Linked DNA regions of Homo sapiens: regions 2 and 3 are each linked to region 1. A link is a loop called in an ENCODE intact Hi-C map of the cell type or tissue named here. Cell type or tissue: OCI-LY7. All regions are shown on one strand.

Region 1 (8,000 bases):
TTACAAAATATGATATTTTTCCTGATTACTTAAAGATCACTTCTTATCTGTTGGTGGAATAATTTCTTACAGACTAAAGGCTGCTTTTCACCTCTTGGATCTCTTTGATTAACTGCTTGTTATATTTATACCTCAGAACAGGACCAAAGAAAAATTCCGTTTTTATTCTTTGTTACGTTTGAAGAGTTAATGTGAAAGAACGAGTATCGTGCATTGTCAGGAAATGGTTTTTCACGTTAGCATCAGCAAAGCAGAGCAAGTGCCCTCTGCTGTGGCTTCTTCCCATATTAGACAGGGGTGTCCTTCAGCATCTTCACTGATGATGGGCATAAATCAAATTGAGAACAGTGGTATGTAGTGAATTTAGTGCAACTGCATTTTTTAATATGTAAGTAGGCTTAGGTTTTTATCTCCCTTATCTTAAGCCCCGTCAAGATCAAACTCAAGCAAGCATTCACATCCACAATTGAATCTCACCAGCCTTTTTCTTTAAGTTAACATTAGTTCAAACTCTCCCCACTGCTTCTGTCAATAGATCTTTTAAAGACAGGCATTAGAGTTAAGTTTGCCTTAGTCTTTTTCCCCCCTTCCATATAGCTTCAAGCCCAGGGGCTTCTTTTAATAGCATTAGTTAAGGCCCAGAATTGTGTAGACATTTGTGAAGGAAACTTGAAGTTTGGAACAGAATTGGCCTTTATAGTTTTTCCATGGGGGGAAAAAAATCTTCTTATGAGAATAAAGGCTGCCTACTAATCTGCTACCATCTGGAGAATGGAGAAGCCAGAGGTTGTTGGCACCAGGTCACATCCCTTATGTAAACTGTCAAATTCTTTTCATATTAATGGCATATTGAGTTTAATCTGAGGGGGTTTGGTATCAGTCAGAGCTTATTGAATGATTTTTTTTTTGCAAGGGAGGGCTCCTAGTATTGTTACAATATGAGAGAAAGACACTGAGTACTCCCGAAAATCAACCATTTGATTCATAAAAGTCTTCCTTGTACTCCCACTTTCCACCATTTAGTGATGTTTGAAGCCATGAGTAAAAATCCTCTGAGTTCTTCCAAATAACTCTTTTCCATCTGACTTTATTGAAGAAAGTATGAATACGTCTTAAATTCAATAAGAAAACCAATTGATAGTTATCATACTTATCCCCATACTTGAAATAAAATAGTAGTGAGCCTAAGATTCTGTTTTTCTTACAGATTATTTTGCACATATGTGCATGTGAGTATAAATATAGATGTGCATTTTGGTGCTTTAGGGTGTAATAGAACAGCTAAAATCACCCCAAGTCTTATGAGGCTCCTGCTAGCCAAGTGGTAAAGAATAAAAATCCTTACTTTTTGGTTATGAAACCTTTAGCCTCTTGTGGACACAGGGCCAAACAGATTGCAAATGTCTTGACAGCTCTATTCACAGCAGAAGCTTATTCCCAAAACTGGTGCAGATTGATTTTGTTCGTTCTAAAACTGTTCCGTTCTCCCCCTCTTATAAATAAAAATAGACCCACACACTCATTCCCAGACCTTTTGATAGGTAAGGGTTGAACTCTCTAAACCATAGCATGGAAACCCACGTAATCATGTTATTCCCTGGGATAGACATCCATAGTGCAAGCTAAAAGAAGTGGTGAATAAAAGCCGCTGTTGTATTCTGTACTATCCACATAGGATATTTTGGCAAAACAGGTCTAACACTGAATAAATATTTCTTGAACAAATAAATAAAAGAATGACTACAAACTCTCATTTTACCTGGACAGTCTTCTGCTTGCATAAGGAGCATGAAGAAACAAAACCTAAAAATTACGGCCAACAGGATTAAGTAAAGAAGCACTGAGATATCTAGCTTTGGAAAATTCTTTTAAATTCTGAAATGAGAGCATTTGTCCTTGGGGCCTATATTCCACTGGCACTTCTTACCCCCTGGTTTCATATGTAAACCAGAAAATGAAAACCAGACCCACTGACCCAAAGGAGATGAAGCATGTTTCTTTTGCCCATTATATTTCTCTGCTCACGCCTAGATGCCTTGCCTTCTCTGTCCTCTGTGTTTGAAGTTGAGAGCTGGGAACAGACATGAGATTGAGGTCCCAGGGAGAAGCCAAGTTCAGCCTGAGCTGGTGAACTCACTGAGACTAAGGGCAGATAATGTGAACTAAAGATACTCACTTATGACATTTGTGCCAGTAAGGGAAAGACCCACTGCGCCTTTACAAACAGGTTTCTTTTTGGTTGTCTTAACGGATGGCGCCTAGCTGAACGTCTTGGCAGTTTTCCTTAAGTAAGCGTCTCCAATTGATGATGATGGGAATGAGCTTAACACACAAGCCAGTATTACATAGGATTTTCTGCCAAAGACATTGAATGCACCAATTCTGAAGGGAATCATCATAAGGGACAGCGGGCTGATCTTACAAAACATCAGCATGCTTATGCAAGACCCCAACAGCAACAAAAATGACAAAGAATTAGGTGAAAAGGAAGGCAAAAGCTTGGGAAGAAACATGAAAATGTCCGTGTGAAGACATGTGTAAAAAAACAATGGAAGTGCAAAACTGATTTTAGTATTATATTTTGTTGGCAATAAATTCCATCCCGTTGTTTGAATGCATTTTGATCCTACGCTGCAGTGTCCATGTGCTAATAATTTAAATAATTACTGTTAACGTTATAGTAAACTCTAACTTCTAAAAGGGCAGTTAGTCCAGATTTTCTCCAGTAGTCAAGCACTGTATCTGTGAATGACTTAAGAATCTTTTCATGGCAGGTTCCCTTTGGCGGCCCCCTCCTCCCTAGCTTTCTAAACTTCTCACTTGCAAAGCAGCAAGCAGGTTTGTATTCATTCTTTTCAGCTTGCTTGGATTTTATCTGACTGCAGAGAACCGTGACTGGACAAAGATTGTGGTTTGGGGCGGTGACTGCTGTGACGGCACCCTTTGCTCCCATTGTGTGCTTTACAAGGGACTCGCTCTGCCAGAGCTCCTTTCTCCTTCCCCCGGTCTAAACCAGAGAGCTCCGAGGGCTGTCTGGCGCAGGACCAAGAGGCGGAGTTCAGCACCGCGGCCAGCAGGGGGCGTACTTGCCAGATAAGAACAGGTTTCTCGGTGCCAGAGTAACTCACATCACGCACGTTCTCTGCCGGGCTGTCCTTTTTAGTCAATTTGGCTCAAGATTAGACTCCAGAAGCATTTTATTTTGCCCTCTAAGGTCCCGGCCCACACCTGTATGACTGTCTGTCCACGCTGCTGTTTGCAGTTTCTTTTTGTTGTTAACAGTAGGCTCTGCTTTGCCATCCCTGCCGTCTGGTCACCTTTTACTTAGAAATTGGAGAGTGGTTTTCTTTCCCTCTCCCTGTATCACAGGTCAAGTTGAAGGGTACGGTCACCTGCAGGGAACAGGACCAAGTGTGTTCATTGAGCATTTTGCTGTTTTACATGACCTCGCCATAAAGGAGTGTCTCTACGAGAAAGGAAAAACCTGTTTCATAACGCAGTGCAGAGCTTTGTTTTCTCTCGTCAGGGTGACAGCCCTTTGGTTCCTGCCAGTGGGTATGCGACAGGAAGGTGGGGAAACTGGATCATGAAAATTCCACGGCTGGCAATTGCTCATTCTTTAGCCTTCTAGCCAGAGGATAGTGTCTGGTTCCCAGGGTGGCTCAGTACAGTATTTAATTCAGAGAGCCCAAACCTATGCCATTAGCATTTTATTCTTTAAAAAAAAAAAAAGAGGATGACCCTTGGTAATTTATAAGCAGCTTCAGCATAGTCTGGCACGAGGGGGTGATTGAGGAAGCGTTTTGTTTTTTGAAACTTGGATTCAGTGAACTTGTTGACTGGACTTTGCTGGGTAATGTTTTTCCCCGACAGCGAGCCATCTGCACAGGAAAAGTTCACAGTGCAACCCCGGGGCTTGTTACCACAATGTGGTGCTTTATGACTGGGAGCCTTTTCTTGAACGCCTGAGCCACTAGGTTCCTGTGCTCTCTGCCCCAGGTTGGATTACAAGTTGCCCCAGTGCTGGAGCAATTCCCACTCTGGCTGGGGCGGACACGGGAGCAGAAACCCCACAGCAGGTGCTGATGCTTCGGATATCTTTTTCTGTAGGCCCCTAAGCCCTCTTCCCCCACTCGCTCACAGTTCCCAACCCTTGCCGCCCTGGGCCCCATTCTTGGATTAGTTCTCAGGCAGCTGAAAATACTGATGTGCTACTTCCTGTTGAGAGAGAGAGAGAAGAGAGAGTGCACCCGTGCAACTGCAACAGGTACCCCCCAGGGAGGAATGTGAAATCACTGAGCTCAAATCTTAGATGGCTTTCAGAAGTCTGTGTAGAGTGAGTTTACTTTCGTTTGTTTTTAGCAGAAGCCCATTATTTAATGGCAGCAGGTTTGTTTTCAAGTCCCTTGGAAGTAACTTGGTGGTATTTCAGGTATATACGGATATAGAATCCAAACTCTGGTATTTATTGGTTCTTACTTTGCTCACATCAATTGGTCTGTTTAAGCCAGTCATGTGCACAATAGGGTTCCAACATTAATTTTTTTTCAGAAACTGAGATTTACTTGCTGTCCTCTTTTTCTACTATTAGAATCATTAATACCTGCCCGCCCCCACCCCCACACACACACTTTTTCATTTTAAAAGTCATCTCTAGGAGCTGTCTTTCCCAGAGCCTCATTGTTCATGAATTATATTGTGAATCCATTTGGACACCGACCAGGAAGTTGCTATAATTGCTCACATGCAAGTAAAAGCTTTCTCTGTGTATTAATTAGTTGATACAAGGGATTAAGATGATTACATGAAAGGCATTGCTACTTCCCTCTGAATAGTTAGACCAAGGTGGGTGCCAAGGCATCATTTGATCCCATTTGCTCAGCATGTTCCCTTGATAAAGGCACAGAATTTGAACAGTGAGGTTTCCGGAGGCAGCAGAACGTGGGAATCATTTGGATTCACTGTGTCTGTTGATGTGAAATGTGGGATATTAATCAAGGCTAATTACATGCAATGGGTTTGGAACCAACTGAAGGCCAGTTCAGGGCATGGTTCTCTATGTAATTACGGACTTTAAGGTACCAGGGTAATTACTGGAAATTAGAGGCCCTTCCTTTATGGGTCTTGCCTCTCAAAATGTGAAAACAGTTTCTTTCACCATTAGGAGGTAGGTCTCTCCTCAGAGTTTGGTGTTAAACAGATACAGCCAGCTTTTAAGTAGGTCTTGGTCATGCTATGTCAGCTTTCTAGAGTTAGGGCAGTAATCCAGATAATTCTGGCCTACTTTTTTTTCCCTGTCAGTGATCTTCTGATATTTTAATTCAAAATAAAAAGTGGTGTACACTTGCTTAGGAAGTGGAATTTTAATAGTTCACTGTCCTTTTGTAGAAGATCATTTCCTCTTGTGTTGTTTGTTTGCTTTTTTTTTTTTTTTTTTGGTCTCCCAGGCTGGAGTGGCATGGTGCAATCTTGGCTAACTGCAGCCTCCCCCTCCCAGGTTCAAGTGATTCTCCTGCCTCAGCCTCCCAAGTAGCTGGGATTACAGGCACATGCCACCATGCCTGGCTAATTTTTTTGTATTTTTAGTAGAGATGGGGTTTTACCATGTTGGCCAGGCTGGTCATGAACTCCTGACCTAGGTGATCCTTCCACCTCAGCCTCCCAAAGAGCTGGGAATATATATATATATATATATATATATATATATATATAAATATATATATACACACATATATATATAAATATATATACACACATATATAAATATATATACACATATATATAAATATATATACACATATATATAAATATATATACACACACATATATAAATATATATATACACACATATACATAAATATATATATATATACACACATATACATAAAAATATATATATATATACACGTATATATATTTTAAGGGTAGTCTGCAGTCCTTTCTATTAATACATTTAATATCTTTTTACTTGGAAATTTGAGTTGCTTCACAATGTATGAGTGTTTGGAGATGCTACTTTTTTTGAGGAAGCCCCTTCCTAGAGGGCTGGGAAAGCCACCATTGTGAGACTCTTGTGGGAAGGTGAACATTCACCCCCAATACAGAAAGCCCCAAAACCCAGATTCTTGTTTCCTGGATCTCTGGTAGCATATGTCTTTATGCTCATCTGGGGGTTAATATGCTAAGTATAGATTTAACTATGCGTATCTTTGCTTACAGGCATGTGTTTATTAAAAGCTCAGGAAAAGGACTTGGCCACTAAGGTCAACAGAACCAAGGTGGGAGGAACTAGTGATTTTTATAAGTCATATATTTAGCTGTCCTGACATTGTTCTTTTTAAGTGCTTTCAGAATTAGTTCCTATTATAGATACACCATTTCTGAATCTGAAGACCGAGAAGGATTTGTAAAAGTATGGAGGGCTTATGATAATTTTATAAAACTGAGGTTTTGTATATTTTATATATAAGATATTCTGTATCAAATTTTTTAAAAAATGTTTTTTCAACTAGTTGATTTCATCACAAGGCTCAAACCCTACAAATTCTGAAGTTTTATTTATGTTGGCATTTCTGATTCTGTTATGTTCCACAATTATTTGTATGTTCTCTGTCTAGAAAGTCTATGTCTATGTCTAGCCTCACTGCATGTTCCTGACTTGGGTTTGAGGATGGCCAATGGAAGAAGGAGTCATTGTGTCTCTAAATTGGGGCATTTAAGGACTGCAGCTGTCAGTTTCTTTCCTGATGGCTTTACCCTTTGTTTGATCACTCAAGTGTTAATGCAGTGCTGCTGCTGGCCTGATTTCACCATTGCTTCCCCTCCACTACCTGCCTAGGCATGTCCTCTCTGTAGGAATTGCCAGGCTTCTCCCTGGTCTAACTGTCTCTCAATTCTCTTTTCTGGCTTTCCCATGGGTTGTTCTCTCCCCACGATCTTTATTATTCCTCTTTGTCTTTTCTCCTTTTTTTCTTCCCCTCCCCTGTAGAAAAATGGGTCTGTATTTTGATAGCTACGGGGTATATATGTGTATATGCAGAGGGGTATATGTGTGTTTGTATAAAGCTTGAATATAGGCCAGGCACAGTGGCTCACACTTGTAATCTCAGCACTTTTGGAGGCTGAGGTGGGAGGATCACTTGAGCCTAGGAGTTTGAGATCAGCCTGGGCAACACAGCAAGACCCCATCCCTACAAAAAAAATTAAAACGAGCTGGGCATGGTGGCATGTGCCTGTAGTCCCAGCTACTTGGGAAGCTGAGGTGGGAAGATCATCTGAGCCCAGGAGGTCGAGGCTGCAGTGAGCCATGATCTAGCTAGCCATTGTACTTCAGCCTGGGTGACAGTGAGACCCTGACTGTAAGAAAATAAAATAAACAACAATAACAAAAAAGAACTTGAATGTAAATATTAGAAACACATTCTTCATTCCCAGCCACTCGCTACTTTGCCTCACATGTCCAGTGCCCAGTGCCACACCCCTTAATTTCTTGGCATATCCTAGAAATGCATATAGACCTCCACCTAGGTTTTCCCTATCTGCAGCCTTCAGGGAACCTGGCTATTGTTTTTATAAAGTTAATGGTCCTGCTACTCTTGTGAGAGAATGCTGCTGCTAGAGCCCTGTGTATGAATGTCTGCCTTTTGTCTTCCCTTTCTTGGGAGTCTTGGGTGTCTTAGTTTCGGACATCCCAACCTGGGGCAGGGGTGGGTGGATGGGATCCTGTGTCTCAAACTTCATTTGTCTGTCATGGTATTCTCTCACCTCTCCAGAGTACATAAATGACTTTTTCGGGCCCCAGAGCTTGAAAGTATGCACAGGTACATGTGCCCACACACATTCTGCCTCTAGTACAAGGGTAAGCCCAAGGTCATTGAAGTAAGTCAGCAAAACTGGAAGCCAGGGTTGTTGATTCTGTGCCTTATTCCTTGCAAGCCCTCTCAGATTTTCTGGAAGAACTTATATACATTTTTCTCTTCCCCCTGCATTTTAAAGATTTA
Region 2 (8,000 bases), 470 kb after region 1:
GCTGACAGAGTAAAATAAGATAGAAGGCTTGACCACTGGATTAGGCAATATGGAAGAGCATAGTGACCTAGATAAATGCAGCTTGAGAAGAGTTTTTCTGAGGATGGAGCCATTTTAGAGTAAAGAGAGAAAGGCAAGTGAGAAAGTTGAAGCAGAGATTATAAACAACTATTTTGAGTCTTAAAGGAGTTTTACAAATACAAAAATTGATGAACAGTTTGCAGGCTATTCAGTAAAGATTATTTTGAGATGCAGTTATTTTTGCTTACTTACATAGTAATGGAATGAATGGAATGATGATGGTGTGTGTGTGTGTGTGTGTATGTGTGTGTGTGTGTGAGAGAGAGAGAGAGAGAGAGAAAGACAGAGAGAGAGAGGAAAATAATGATGTTTCAGGAGAGACAGGGGATTATTATAAGAACACAGTTTTTAAGTAGAAGATAGGAAATCAGATCCAATGGTCAAGTATAGGAACTACACTTTGGTAGGAGTATGTACAATACATCCAAAGGAGGAAATATTATTTAGCTACAGATACTTAGGTATTAGTAAATTTGGTAGTGCATATATATGACATATGTCTTTGGATTGTTTTAGTTTTTATTTTTAGTGAAATAAGGGGTAAACTGAGAGTTAAGAATGGAAAAATTTGGAGAATTCTGAGGAGAGAGAAGAATGTGTGAAATAAACATTTCGGAGAATAAGAGAATGAATTGATCAGATGAAGGCAATGTTTGAGAGTCAATTTGAAATGTGTAGTCATAAATTTAAAGTGCCATTGGTCAATATGACAAGTTTTTTTCTAGCCATGTTCAGTTTCATGAGTAAGAAGAGAACAAATGGTAAATTTAGTTTCTCTTCAGTTGTTTATTGTGAGATGTGTAAGATAGAGAGAGAAAAGAGCAAAGAATTTAGGGTCCGTGCAGGCAATGGATTGTGATTAAAATGATGAACCACCATGGAATTCTAGGCTATTTTAACAGGGAGGAAAGGACAAGGTAAGTGACTGCTGATAAACTTATTAGGGCCACTGTATTGTGGATCCCATGGAGTCAAAGAATCATTGGAGTGGAGGTACTTCTGGAAATGGATGGAGAAGACAATAAGTGGTTGTGATTTAACAGGTTTTATGCTATTGGTGATTATAAGTTCTAAGATGTGACCATGGGAGTGGGGTGGGAGAAGTGGCCTGGAGATTAGAAAATCTGACGTAAGGAGTTCTAGGAGCTGAAATACCTGGATGGTTCTTTTATGTGAACATTGCAATTATTAAAAATTATTATAGAAGAAATGTGGAGAAAAAGGCAACAATCCTAGGGTTTATGTCTTTAGTGAGTGAAGGGGGATTGTCTAAGACCATTTGTGCAGATACAACAAAATACCACAGACTGGGTAATTTATAAATCATTATTTATTACTCACAATTTTAGCAGCTAGAAAGTCCAAGATCAAGGCCATAGAAGAGATTGTGTCTGGTGAGGGCTGCTCTCTGCTTCCTTCTTGTTATATCCTCCAGAAGGGATGAACACTATGTCCTCACATGGAGGAAGGGATGGAAAGGGCAAAAGAGAGAGAGACAGTGCTCCTGTACCTCTTTTATAAGGTCATTAATCCCATTCAAGAAAGTTCTGTCCTCATGACTTAATCACTCCCTAAAGGCCCCAGCTCTTAATACTATCATATTGGTGGTTAAGCTTCAACATATGAATTTTGGAGGGGCACATACATGTAAACCATAGCAGGGATAATCAGGAGGATGAAAGATGACTGTGGGAGCAGGGGTAGAGGAGTCTGTAATCTGATGGCCTGTACTTTAGAGTAGCTAAGTGGTTTCATTTGATTTTTTTGAGAAGGCAAAAATAATGATGGGAAATAATAATGAAGGGAAAAATAATAATAGGGTACAGAGGAGCAAAAATGATGCTCTCATTTTCAGCCAGGTTAGCATTAGGATGGGAAGGAATGTTATTGGAGAGATTTAGAAGAGAAGTCATTTGCTGATGGCAGACTATGAGTTCCAAACATTACAATGAAATGTTTCTGCAGTAATGGAGGAGTAAGAAATTAGGCTGGACCAGGAGCTACAGAGAGCCTTATGAAGAGGGGAATCTTGGTCATAAGGGATGACCTGAGGTTTAGAGCTCCTTGTGATGACTGAGACAAGCAGAGATGTAGTCAAGGAAGATATTCAAAATATTTTGCTAACAACCATTATGGCATGGGCCCTCACCAGTCAGAATGGGCACCATTCTGTCATAATGGCCCAGTTATAAACAATTGTTATTTTGCTATCAGTGCTTCCAAACTGAATCCCACTTTTGGATGATGGGGCTGGTTCTCATGGCAGGCTCCTCCTTGGGTTTGTTTTTTAGGGCAGTTTGGTATGGCAAGGCTGAAAATGTGTAGTTGGAGAATATTGGGAGCTCTGTGGACTCCATCTTCAATTCTCCTAGGGCACTCCCAATTATAAATGTCTGTAATATATAGTTGTAATATTTTCTAAAAGAAAAGAACTTGGAGTTCAAAGATATAAAAGCAACCCTTGCTCTGTATTGACTAATTGCTTGAGCTTTAGAAAGTACTGTAACTGTTCTGGGCCTCAGTTCTCTCACCTACAGTATGAATTAGACTGGATTAGAACATTTCTAAGGTCCCCTTTGGTGGCAAGGACTTGAAATACGACTTATAGCTTGCTTATAAACATTTGCTTCATCTACATTTTTCAGCTGAGGTGCTATTTTGATTTTGTCATTTGCACTGAGTCTTTTCAGTCTTTTGATAAATGTTCCCTACATCAAAATGTCCCTAACTTCAAACAAGTTATTTTCAGTCTATTATGTAGTGATTTTCTGATTTGGTAAGGAAAAAGAAACCACGGAATTTCTATTTTCTATCTTAAACTTGTTCAGTCTTTCTTCTACTTACTCTTTCAATACTCCTAAGGGAAAAATAATTTTTTTTAAGTCTTCTGGGAGAATTTTTCATTTTTGCTAGTTGTTACATATTTTCCTGAAAGTTTTTAAAGTACTTAACTGTTAAGTGCATTTAAATTATTCCTAAACTTTTAAAGACTTTTTTAAAAGTTAAAGATTGCCTCCTTTGTGGTTAAAATTAAAAACAAGAAACAAGGGACCCTGAAAAAGAACTCATGCTATGTCACTTGTTTAGACAGTTTCAAGGCCACTGAGACTGTTACTAAAACTTCATCTTTTCTTAATGCTGTTCATCTTGCTGCTTCTTTTTTATTCTATGAAAAAAATATTTTTAAACAAATTGTCAGGAACTTTTGGATGCTAGACACAGAAGCGACTTAAATGGATTGTGTTAGTTACCCATTACTATGTCCCTGGTTGCTCTGAAACTGAGCTTCTTAAAAGGACCCACACTTTTTAATCTCAAGGTCTCTCTGGGTCAGGAATCTGAGCACAGTTTAGCTTGGCTCTCTATTTCATGGTCGCTCACAAGGTTATAGTCATGCTGTCAGCCAGGTGTCAGCAGTGTCATCTGGCGGCTAGAATGGTAAATGATCCACTACCTAAATCATTCAGTGGTTACTGGTAACATTCAGTTCCTTGGGCCACTGTTGGACCAAGTGTCTTAGTGAAATTGGGGAGCTCCCTGACTCCTTTGTGAGCAGGAACTGGAGAGGCTCATTTCACTCAGCCTGCCTCTGGCCACTCCTCACAGGAGGAAGCATGCAAATTAAGCGAGTGCAGAAACTGGAGCGAAGGAAAGCTGGAACGGCTGGCCACTTCTCTCTGGTGGGAGCAGGCCCTGTGCTGGCCCCACAGGATTGTCCAAATGTATTACAATGCTCTTTTAGCAGTTGCTGTCCACTGACGGCTAAGTGTTAACCAGAGCAGTGTAGAGTCAGGGCGAGAGCCTTTTACAGCCTGCCATCTTGGTACCCAGGTCCTTGTTCAGTGTCCAGGAAGAATCAGGTCTTGAAGGATGGTGAATGCGGAGGTTTTATTGAGTTATAAAGGTGGTTCTCATCTGAGATGGAAGCTGCCTCTGTCTGCTTTAAATTAGTTATCTTTATAGCCAGAATAAACAAATAACTCAGTTTTCTACTTTTCTAGTTTTTATGAGCTAAGTAGTTTAATAGACTGCCCAAAGGCAGTCTTATCTGCACCTATCTATAGCATGAAAGAAAAAGCTCAGTCTTTAAATTCAGGCAGATCTAGATTTGAAACTTCACCCTGATTAAATGACATTACCTATTCTCTCTGAGTTTTAGTTTCCTCATTTACAAAAATGTGACAACATCTTTCACACAGGGTGGTTATGAGCAATAAAACAATTACAGGAAAAGGTGCAATGCATGGCACGTAGTAGCAGTAAAATCAATTATGATTTTTACTACTATAATATTTATAATTTAATATTAATATATTTGTATTAATGATAGTAGTAATAATTATCACTCTTTTTACTTTCTCATTATGTTTTTTCCAAAAAATATGATTTCCTAAAAGCACAATAATACGTTATTTCATTATTTATAATTGTAACAATTGTATTTGTTTGTAGGATCAGGTATTCAAAAATATTTTTCCACTTTCTCCTGTGATTCATTTTGTGTGTCTGTTGCAATCTTATCAGCCAGAATGTAAATTTTGTAAAGCGTGCTAGACTGAATTTAATTGTTAGACATGACTCATTCTTTTCATAAAGACAATACAAATTTTCTTGCAAGATATTGACAGTGTAACTTGGTGAATCATATCGGATTAAATATTTTATTAATATTTAGTGATCACTAGCAATATTGTGTTAATATTTTATTAATATTTAGTAATTACTCTCCATGTGCTGTTTTATTGAGTTATAAAGATGGTTCTCAGTGGGATGGGGAGCTGGAAAGGGGATGGAGTGGGAAGATAATCTCCAACCATCTAGCTGCCTCTTCGACGTTCAGATGCTTCTTCTCTTCTCTCCTCTGCCGTGCCACTCTGTTCCTCTGCCAGTGGAGTTTGGGGTTTATATGGGCACAGGATAGCAGGGAGGGGTTGGCCACAAAGCAACATTCAGGTGCAAAAACAGGAATGCCTGTTCTCATTTAGGGTCATGGGTCCAGGCTTGAGGGTGGACCCCTCACCAGGGACCCTGCTCTCCTGCTTCCTGTCTGTATCATTAGTTCCTCCCTTGTATTGACCAAAGGTCATCTGAGTTCCTCACCAGGCATCTCACCCTTGTGGCAGCTGCTTTTTCACAGTATGCAAGCCAAGATGGCAATTGAGAGAGCATGCTAGTAAGACAGAAGTCACAGCCTTTTGTAACTAATCATGGTGTTGACATCTTATTCCTTTTGACTTATTCTATTCTTTAAAAGCAAATTATTAACCCATATTCAAGAGGAAGGATTACACAAAGGCATGAATTCTAGAAAGTTGGATTATTGATGGTCATTTTAAAAGTCATCTGCCACACAGATTCATCCACATAATTGAAAAGGTGAGGTATAACTTGTCTTCAAGCACAAATGGATCCAGAAACTTAAAAGTTGCCATCAAATGTCAGTTTCTTTCCATCACCTTTACTCCAGTTAGTTTGATTCTTAGGTGAGTTATCCTTTCACAGTAGCCCATAATGGCTCCAGATGTCTATCCCACTTGTTCAGCAATTCAGTGGAAAGTGAGTGTTTCTTTCCTATCAGTTCCAGCAGAAGTATTGGGGTTACAACCACTGATCCTGTTTGAGTCCCATGATCATTCTTTAATCAATCATGTGACTTTTATTGGCCATTCCAGGCCATGTCCCTTTTCCTGAAGGAGAAGGGACATCCCCATCTAAACAGCATGGGGTGAGACATCCATGTTGTCACATCCATGCTGTCCCATGTTTAGTGAGACATCCCTACCTAAACAGCATGGACTGAGAGTTGTGGAGAAGTACTGCCTCAGAGAATATTAGGATGCTGATCTCAAAATAAGTGGCAAAGGATTATGGCCATAAACAAAACAACAACAAATAAGTCAGGCTGTTCTACTTTAACAGAGATGGATCTAAATGCAACATGAAAGGCACACTCCTGTTTGGGGCTCTGCTGCTGAATGGTAGTTCAAGGACTCTGGACATACCATCATTGTCACACCGGAATAAACCAGACACCTCCATGACTGAGTGCATATAATGTGTGAGACATTGTACTGGGAACTTGTATGTCTTCTCATAGAATACTTGCAGCAACTTTATAAAGTTGGAATTGTTTCATCTTTACAGAGAAGGGAGTATGTTTTGACATTTGAATTCAAATCAAAGCCATACTGACCCCAAAATAGTGTTATCATGATACCATAATACATGCCAGAGTATACAAATATTTTTATCCTGTTCTATTTTACACTTATAAAAATGAGAAACTTGTATTTATATTTTTTGCTTTGTTTTATCAAATCATACTTTATTAAAGTGTGACTTGATATCTTGCATAATTTATAGTTTAGCAATCAAATAGTTTATGGAAATAAACTTGCCTAATAGGATTTGAGGCACCAAAGTACATGTAGGTACTATGTTTTAAAAAACTAGAATAAAAAATGGAAAAATAGAGTCAGGGAAAATGAGGAAGCAAAATCTTTAAACAATGCTGGAACTGGATTTGATCTTACCAAAGAACCGTCTTTCATTTCTGTTTTTCTGGGCGTCTTTATAGTTTTTTAGTGTGCCCCCTTAATATGGAAAATATGGGAAAATTAGTAAAGAAGAATAAATATAGTTGCACTTGATAACACATAGTAAGTACCAAATAAATGACTAATTGCAGAACAGAAAATATAATTCCATATGACAATTGTTTTTATCTTTTTGAACCTCAGTTTTTCCATCTATACAGATAGTGATAATCATTCAGGTTGTTTAAAGAATAGGAATAATGTATAAAAAGCAAAGTGTGTAATATGTAATGTCTGCTCGATAAGGTTTTTATGCTGTTATCCAAACAAATTAAAATATTGCCCTACATAGACTCACAAAGTAATCAATCTATTCAAATAAAGAACTTCAATAAGCCTAGTTTGACTTCATAATTTTTTAATGTTACAAACTATTATTTTTAGGGAAGGAGTAAAAGTACGAGAACTGAGTATGTAAAAGCCATGTGACTCCCTAAATGCCAAGAATGTTCTCTTACATGGCACATCTTCCCGGGTACCATAAACTCTTCTTGGGTGACTGAGTAGAGCAAGACTCTGGGAAGACAGTAATTTTCAAGACATTTTATCTGGCTCTTCTATACTCTTAAGTTTTCATTATTATTTGGGTGACTCTTAATGGACTGTTACTCATTTTTTAGATATTTCTGAATTTACACATAATATTGGTGGTAATTGTCTGAAGATTTTTGGAACATTCTCAATATTTGTAATCAAAGTTGTTAATGTTTTGTTTGCCCAAGGGAATTCTTCATCTTTTGGGTCTTCAAAGGAGTCAGAGGCAGTCTCCCATATGAAAGATGAAAGCTGCAGCTACCTGCTTTACAGGATTCCTGTGGAACTATGGTGCAGGCATGCAATCCAGGCCACTATGGGAATATTGAGCAAAATTTGAAGGAAAAGAGAAATTTGTCCACGAACAGATCTGGGGGGACAAGCATTCCAGAAAGCAGGAAGAACATCTCCAAAGGCCCCAGGGTACAGGTGCTTGTGTATTTAAGGAATAGCAAGCCATTCAGTCTGGCAGGAGTGTTTTGAGCAAAGGGCCGGGTAGGAGATTTACAAACATATGCTATACACATTATCCCAAGAACCCTTTAGAACAGAAGAAATTGGGACCAAGAGAGGTTAAGTGATTTGCCCAAGATTTCACAATAAGTAGCAAAACCAAAAGACAGAGTCTCCTCTTCATACCGTAAGTCCTGTGTTTTTACCATAATGCCATTGTGTATTCTCCTTGAAACTGCCTTAATATTTTCTTCATAACTTCCTTGCGTATTTTTTGTTAAAGCAATCAGAAGGCAGGAATCATGCCTTCTCAGGTTGGATTTTATGTAGCACAAA
Region 3 (8,000 bases), 51 kb after region 1:
TGTCATTCTTCCCTACCAGCTAAATATAAAAGCACCCATGCATTGCTCACCTGCATAAAGAGAAGAAGGAAAGTCTGATTTGTTATTACAAAGGGATTTATTTCAAAAAGGAAAGTGAAGGGATGACAGATAAGTGCACTTAAACCTTTTGAGCATTACAGAAAGCTTGTAGAATTCGGGTAACTGAATGTAATCTCTGTATTCTCCGTTAACGATAGAGCCTCTTGGACAGACTGAAGTTGTGCCTGGAACCATAATACTCTCTTTATGCCACTGTCTTCCTTCTTAGCAGGCCGAAAGGCACACACTCATGGCTGATTCATCTGCTCTCCACCTGCTGGCCCCCTTGTGAGCCAGAGCTTTTGGATCTGATGTAGCCTTTTGGGTGTTTGCACAAAGGGCTGGCACATTTGCAAGTGGTATGTCTGCTTGCAAAGCAGTGGGACACCAAAAACATTAAACACAGATTGTTTGGGGTTTAAGCAAATCTAAGACAAACAAGTTGAATATCTGAGACTATTTCTTAAAAAAAAAAAGGAAGCACATATTTCTGATTTTCATAACTGAATGATATCATGGCTATTTCCCAACTCTGGATAATACTAAGATAGCTGCCCTTCCAGAGGTGTCTGGCATATGTAAAATCTTTCAAAAGCAAAGGTAAGAACACACTAAAAGAGGAGAAATATTGTCTGGTCTGTGTGAAGATTGGCCATAGTTGGTTAAAATAAACAAACAAACGAAAAAACAGTACTAATTGAGCTTAGTGATATTAACTTGGTAAATTAAGCCAGTTTGTCTCTTTGCTTTATCTGTCTTGTGGAATCTGTATCAGTGGAAATTAAATAGTCTTTACATTTGATGAACCCTGTTTAGGTGTTGGAAATACCCATCTATTTGTTAAAAAGGCAAGGTCCCATGATTTAGTGAATGGGGGATACAGACAGCCTTTATTCAAGTAACTGAATAAACAAAAGAATTAGAGAGTGTGATGAGTTTGAATAAAAAATATAGTTCATAAAAACCAGAAATGTGATAGAGCATAGTGGCTGGAAGAAAGTTACCCAAGTGGCTTGGGTAGTCAATGAAGTTGACTCCAACATGCAGTAGTACTTGGACTGAGGCCAGAAAAATTAGAAAGAGGCCAGGCATAGCAACTCATGCATATAATCCCAACCCTTTGGGAGGCCAAAGTGGATCACTGGAGGTAACGTCGACCTCAAGTGAGATCGTGTCTCTAAAAAAAATAAATAATTTATTTTTAAAATTAGCTGCATGTGGTGGCACGTGCCTATAATCCTAGCTACTTGGGAGGCTGAAGTGTGAGGACCACTTGAACTCAGGAGTTCCAGCCTGCAGTGAGCTATAATTACACTACTGCACTCCAGTCTAGGCAACAGAAGGAGACCCTGTGTCTTTAAAAAAAGACAAAGAAAAAAAGAAAGAGAGTGAGAAAGAGCCAGGAGACATAGGTTTTAGTGGCTCTGTGAGGCATAAAGTCCTGGGTGACCCCATGGATATTTCAAAGAGGTCTTCACATTTCCTTGTATCACAAAATTTGATGGGTGACTAATAAAACATGTACAGATGTGCCTTAGAATACATGTAGCATTATTATCCCCCAATAATATGCATGCTAGTGAGTACAAATTCATATAAAAAGTTACTGCACTAGAGTACTTTTTGTCATGTTGTACTTTTTAGTGTTCAGATAACAGAAATACAGCTGCTTCATGGAAGAGTTTTCATTCTTGAAAATACTATGGACCGTTGCTATATAATATTGTTAGGTGCATGAGGATGATTTGTCCACTCTTGTAACAGAAAAAGAAAGCATAAAATGCCTAGCAAGATGGTGTACCTGTAGTCCTAACTAATCCAGAGGCTGAGGCAAATTGCCTGAGGCCAGGAGTTGGAGGCTGTAGTGTGCAATGATCACTGATCCTGTGAATAGCCACTGCCCACTCCAGCCTGGAAAACATAGCGGGAACTGACTAAGAAAGAAAAAAAGACATACAATAATATATAGATGGTCTTCAACTTACAATTTATGCACTTTACGATGGTATGAAAGGGACACACATTCAGTCAAAACTATACTTTGAATATTGGGTTTTGATCTTTTCCCAGGCTGGCGATATGCAGTACAGTATCTGTCACGAAGCTGGGCAGCAACAGTGAGTTGCAGTTCCCAGTAAGCCGCGCAATCACTAGGGTAGACAACTAGTACTTGGTGGCTCATGCCTGGAATCCCAGCACTTTGGGAGGCTGAGGTGGGAGGGTTGTTTGAGCCTAGGAGTTTAAGACCAGCCTGGGCAACATATGGAAACCCTGTCTCTCCAAAAAAAAAAAAAAATATATATATATATATATATAGCCAGGTGTGGTGGCACATGCCTGTGGTCCCAGCTACTAAGGAGGCTGAGAGGTAGGAGGATCACTTGAGTCCCAGGAGGTCAAGGCTGCAGTGAGCCATGATCATGCCATTGTACTCCAGCCTGGGCCACAGAGCGAGATGAGACCCTGTCTCAAATAAATAAATAAATAAGTAAATACATACATACATACATACTCTAAAGTTTATTGTGTGGCCAGATGATTTTGCCAAACCATAGGCTAATGTAAGCGTTCTGAGCATGTTTAAGGTAGGCTAGGCTTAGCTATGATGTTTTGTAGGTTACATGTATTAAATGCACTTTCTACATACAATAATTTTCAACTCACAATGAGTTCGTTTATCAGGAAATAAGCCAATCATAAGTCAAAGGAGCATCTGTATAGGTCTAATGGTGAAATGGCACATGCTTATTTTCAAGTTAGATTTCAAATCATATTACATTTATCTTATAATTAAATTGACTAAATGTAAGAGAATGGAAGCTTGGAAAATAGACACAAATGGTGTTTTCTTTAGTATGATACATTTAAATATTGTGTATGACTACATGACCAGGGTATGAATGACTGCTAAGTACCCTGAGCTATCACTGTTAAGATAATTTAGTAAAAGAAACAGCAAATACATCTTGATCCACAGTGATTACTACCCATTCACTCTGCTTAAGGCAGATCTGGTTGGTACCAAGCAGTCAGAAACACTCACACATCCTCGAAAACTTGCTAATTATAGTTTGAAGGCCAGCTCTTCTCGTAACCTCTTCAGAAGAAAATCATAAGATGGCAGACTTATTCGGTTCAACCTAACAAACATTTATGTTTTTAAATAAACTGAACTCCACTAGGAGCTCCCCCTTGCCTACCAGATGAAAGACAGAATAGTTAATTTGGACTCACCTAGACACAGATACAAATAGATGCTCAACATTTTGTGCCTGTGATCTTGAGAACAGCATAGCCAACTGAAAGTAGCCAGATAACCAAGATCATGCTTTTTTATGTGTTCAGATTGAAAGCATTTTCATTTCTTATCTGAGACCTTTTTAGTTTTTTATTTTCTTAGTAACTGGTTTCTTGAATTCTTTCTTAAGAGGACTTTATTGTATTGAGAGTGAAGGGCCCCACCCTTTTCTCACTCTTATTGATTCACTGCCTTTATAAAGCTTTTAGTGACAAACCAGATGTGGTATGCAAACAGACTCCACAAGCAAGTACAGCGAGAGAAAGCCTCGGGTACAGTACATGAGACCAGTTTTTGTTATAGCAGAGTGACACAGTGATTTATGAAGTGTCAAACCCTCTTGCCGTTGAAGAATTCCAGCCTTCACATCTGTCTTTCGTGTTTATTTCAGTTGCCCTGGTGACACACTGTCCCCGTAAGCCCTGAGATGGTTCTGTGGACCTTGTAGCAAATGAATGGAGGGCTGTTTCCCCCCTTTAAAGAAAGGAAACAAAGCATGAATGAGAAATCAGGATGGAATGGGAAAGTAAGTCATTGTGCTTTGTCGCTGTTGCTCCACTTCATCCCACCTGGCCCAGCCAGAGTGGTGCTTACAGTTCAAAGAGAAAGGAAACTTTGCGTGAAGATTTTGATGTGACTTGAAGCTCCCAGAATGAAAATGCACTAACTGCTCTCCTTTTCTTAAAATTACTTATTTTTAAAGTAAAAATATTCAAATAAATTCACTTAAGCACAGTTGCATATTTTTTTAGACTAAGTCATGGTGTTCAGGTAGATGTCTAATTTTACATTTTCTGCAGTGTGTGCTTTCCAAGGGGATCGCTTCGCTCCATGCCCCAAAGAAACAACAATCGTTTTCTCAGTGTTTTATTTTGGAAGACACTCTTTCAAAGACCTCTGTATGTTTTTCCCTTAGAACTTTGACACCCTACATGTCTGTTTATTGTTTCAGTATCATATAGAAATTCTGAACAGGGCTTTCTACAGGATGAAATGGATTAAGTGAGAAAAAGTTTTCCAAAAGGATTAAGCTAGGAAAACCTGGTGTGACCTTGTCAAGACAAGATTGTTTTTATTCCTTTGCCTCAATAAATGGTCCTGTGTTTTTGAGCAAAGGAGTTATGAAAAGGTAAACAGCCCATTTTGTAAAAATCTACATTTCAGCACATGTACTCCTGCAGTTTTAACTGATGTTCTATAAGCAGAATCAACAATTGGACCATGATTCTGCTCACTAGGTTCCGACTTTTAGAATTAGGATATTTTGATGGTTAAAACTTTGCATGGGCAACAGCTAATATATGATCTCATTAATAAGTGGAAATGAAGAACAACGACAGGGTAATTCAAGTTCTTGTGGCAACTACCTTTGTGTCTCTGGAAGAGGAATATCTTCATTGGTTGAAAGCATATTCATTAAACTAATGTAATAACATATTATAGAAATAGATTTATTCTCTGTAACCACACATCTCAAATATCATTACATCAAATGAAACCGGTTGGATCTTGTTTTTAAATTTGGGTCACAGGGATCTTTAAGGGGAGGAACCTTGGGAATAATTAACATGGTTCCTCTCAATGACTGGAAATACAGAAAATACTTTCCATTGAGTTTCTAGGAATTCAAGTAGAACAAAAAGATAAAGTTCAGGTGGCTTTGTGATTCAAAGCTGTGGTTTTTGCCTTTCAGCCATGCCTAATGAAAACATTGCCATACGTTGTAGGAACTAGTGTTGCTTTTCTAAAATGACTTGATCTTCAGCAGCTCATAGGGGTGCTTTGGGGGAGCTGAGGTTACTGAAGTATACCTAATGGAAATGGCTACAGTGGTACCTTGTCTTTGGCAAAGGAAGATTCTTGCCCTGAGAATTTTTAGGTATTTTTTTTTTTGGCATGGTGTACCTCGGCTTCCCAATGGGTACTAATTGACTGGGAACGTCATTTGCAATCCTTGAACATCCTTCTGCCCACCAGTCCCCCAGGCTTTGCCTGTTCCATTGTTCTCCACAGTGGCTGCCCTTCTATTAAGCATGATCAGGACTCCGGAGCTCTCCTCTCCAGAGATGTGTGTGCATTATCAACTCTCCTACTAACACCAAAATCCTGTCAATCACAGTGACCTCCAGGGCCTCCAGCAAGCCTAGTAAACAAGGGACCGATGTCTGCAATGGCTTTTTATTCACTTTTTTTTTTTTTTTTCCGAGTGGGGCTTTCTAATTACTCAGTTGTGTATGCAAACACTGAAGGAGCATTAGGCGCATCAAGTGGGCCTCTGCTTTTATTAGGAAACCCTTTTATTTTCTAAATAGAATATGTCAAACATAGTCTTTCCTTTTTAGACAGTTAACCTTTCATCTCTCCTGTAGCAGAAATTCCAGTCTCTGGGGCTTGCTAATTTTGTATTTGAAATATTCTAAAGCAGAAGGAAAATGCTGTTTACAGTGCCTTCATTAAAAAGCTTTTAATCCTGTTTTGTTGTTGCATATATAGTTTGGATCCCTGCTGAGTACACTTCATTGCATAAGAAAAATACAGTATTTTTAAAAGATATACCAATCAACCCAACCCAATTCTACTTTGACCCTGACAATTGAGTAGACAAAAACGCTTTTATAGTGTTCATACTTAGCAGATTATAATGAAAATATGAGTTTAATAGATCCTTAAGAATGTGTTTCTAAGTGATGTACAACCTTATTTTTGAAAAAGTCTTTTACGTAGCCTGCTTCGTTTGTTCTCACACATTATCACATACATTGCATAATATAACCGTACCACTTGTAATATGACTTGTCACAGAACATGATTCAGACATAATGCAGCGCAATTTGTTTGACGTTGTTTCCCAGTGATTTTCATATCTTGGCATATACAGAAAACCAAGATCTTTATTGGGCACACAAGAAGAGGCTAAAAGGATAATAATGATAGTGAGCACTTTTAAACTTTTCTCATATATTGAATTTAATATTCACAACAACCGTATGAGGTCAGTACTATTACTAGTGTTTACAGATGAGGAAACTAAAGTACAAGAAGCACCGAGTGATTTGTCCTGAAGTCACAGAGCAGTAGGTGGCCGACCTAGGCAGTCTGGCCCGGAGTTCAGTACTTTTATCACTGTGCTTCAACACACCTGTAACCCTCTCCTGAGTCACCATGATTGTATAGGAGTGGAGAAAAGAACAGAAACCATAATTTGCATGATGAATACTGTGAGATAGCATCATTGTCTTCTAGTTTCTCCTCCCTGCACCCTATAACCTGTAAGCTTTTATAAATACTGGACTTTTTTCCATCTTTTTTTTTTTTTAGTAACAGTGTTATTGAGATGTAATTTACATACCATAAAATTCATGAGGTGTAAATGTACAATCAATGAATTTTAGTGTATTTACAGAGCCATCCAGTCATCACGATATAATTTTATGACGTGTGTATTCTAGAAAGGTTGATACCCATTTATAGTCATCCCCTGTGCCTACCCCCAGCCCTAGATAGCCTGTCATCTATTTTCTGTCTCTATATACTTGCCTTTTTGGGACATTTTGTACAAATGGAATCATACAATATGTGTTCTTTTATGTCTGACTTCTTTCACTGAATATAATATTTTTGAGGTTCTAGATATTGGACTTTTATGTAACATATTTTATTATTTTTCAGACATCACTGAAATGTTTCCTAAGCCTACAGAGGAGCAAGGAGCCCTGGCTTTACTAAATAAATGCTGTGGTTTGCAGCTGTCACACATGGTTTAGATTTACCATTGAGGGAAAACATCATCACCATCATCATAAGCTTCCCAGATAATTAAGTACTTAGATGTGGGCTTCATGGTATTTAAAGCATTCTTTCTTTTACGGCCATATGTGTAGTGTATCAAAGAAGCAGTTTGGGAGGAACAGGAGTTGTCAATTCTATAAAAACAAAAATAACTTGAAGTGGTTATTTCTCATAATATAGTTAAAACAGTTGTTTGATTAACAGATTAGCAGACCAACAGGTTGTTTTGGGCACTACATAGACACAAGCCCAAGTCATTTCCTTTCATAGAGGTTTTTCTTTTTTACTTTTGAGGATTAAATTCTCTTGATTCCTGTATATCGTGGCTGCTTAAAAAAAATAAAACTCAACCAGGCATGGTGGCTCAGGCCTATAATCCCAGCACTTTGGGAGGCCGAGGCGAGAGGATTGCTTAAGGCCAGGGTTTGCCACCAGCCTAGGCAACATAGTGTAAACTCGTCTGTCCAAAAATTAACACACACACACACACACACACACACACACACACACAAAACTAGCCAGGCATTGTGGTGCCCATTTTTGGTCCTAGCTACTTAGGAGGCTGAGGCAGGAGGATCACTTGAGCCCGGTTACTTGAGGCTGCAGTGAGCCATGATTATACCACTGCGCTTCAGCGTGGGCGACAGTGTGAGACTGTGTCTCAAAAATGAAATAAAATTCTAGTGTCTAGGGCTGTAGGTCATTTGAATTGTAAGGATAAGTAACCCAACATAAATGGTAATTCAACAAATGGATGATGTAACAAGCTCTACAGTAAAATAAACCCTGTTCATTTTTAAACTGCTTTGGGATGATTTTTAGTTTCTTGGGCTTGGATTCTCCTGTGTACAAC

What was found. A loop is a pair of places that touch in the nucleus more often than their neighbours do. Peaks named below come from ENCODE experiments on the same cell type or tissue, not always from the same donor. Only the 100,000 strongest peaks of a DNase experiment are listed, where the experiment ranks them.
Region 2: it touches region 1 in a loop (11-fold over the local background); 10 of 110 quality-filtered maps call a loop at or near these places.
Region 3: a loop joins it to region 1, with 6 times the contacts of the local background. A loop is called at or near these places in 5 of 110 quality-filtered maps.

What each region holds. Positions count from the first base shown.
Region 1 is chr5:107,567,272-107,575,271 of GRCh38, reverse strand. The region is part of intron 1 of EFNA5 (ephrin A5); the gene reads left to right. Among named protein-coding and RNA genes, the nearest start is that of EFNA5, 100 kb to the left of the region's middle. RefSeq lists enhancers at 1-1,457, 2,930-3,224, 3,235-3,384, 3,955-4,234, 3,845-4,556 and 2 more. In OCI-LY7, CTCF peaks have their summits at 2,877, 3,079 (motif pointing right) and 3,950; DNase peaks (open chromatin) are centred at 3,091, 3,911, 4,241, 6,761 and 1 weaker place; H3K4me3 peaks cover 3,546 bases; H3K27ac peaks cover 5,015 bases.
Region 2 is chr5:107,100,356-107,108,355 of GRCh38, reverse strand. No RefSeq gene overlaps it. Among named protein-coding and RNA genes, the nearest start is that of LINC01950, 93 kb to the right of the region's middle. In OCI-LY7, a CTCF peak has its summit at 3,500 (motif pointing left); a DNase peak (open chromatin) is centred at 3,475.
Region 3 is chr5:107,515,833-107,523,832 of GRCh38, reverse strand. The region is part of intron 1 of EFNA5 (ephrin A5); the gene reads left to right. Among named protein-coding and RNA genes, the nearest start is that of EFNA5, 150 kb to the left of the region's middle. RefSeq lists an enhancer at 3,682-4,183 and a silencer at 6,458-6,507. In OCI-LY7, no CTCF peak of the experiment used is centred here; DNase peaks (open chromatin) are centred at 3,672, 5,092, 6,502 and 6,820; H3K4me3 peaks cover 2,926 bases; H3K27ac peaks cover 5,077 bases.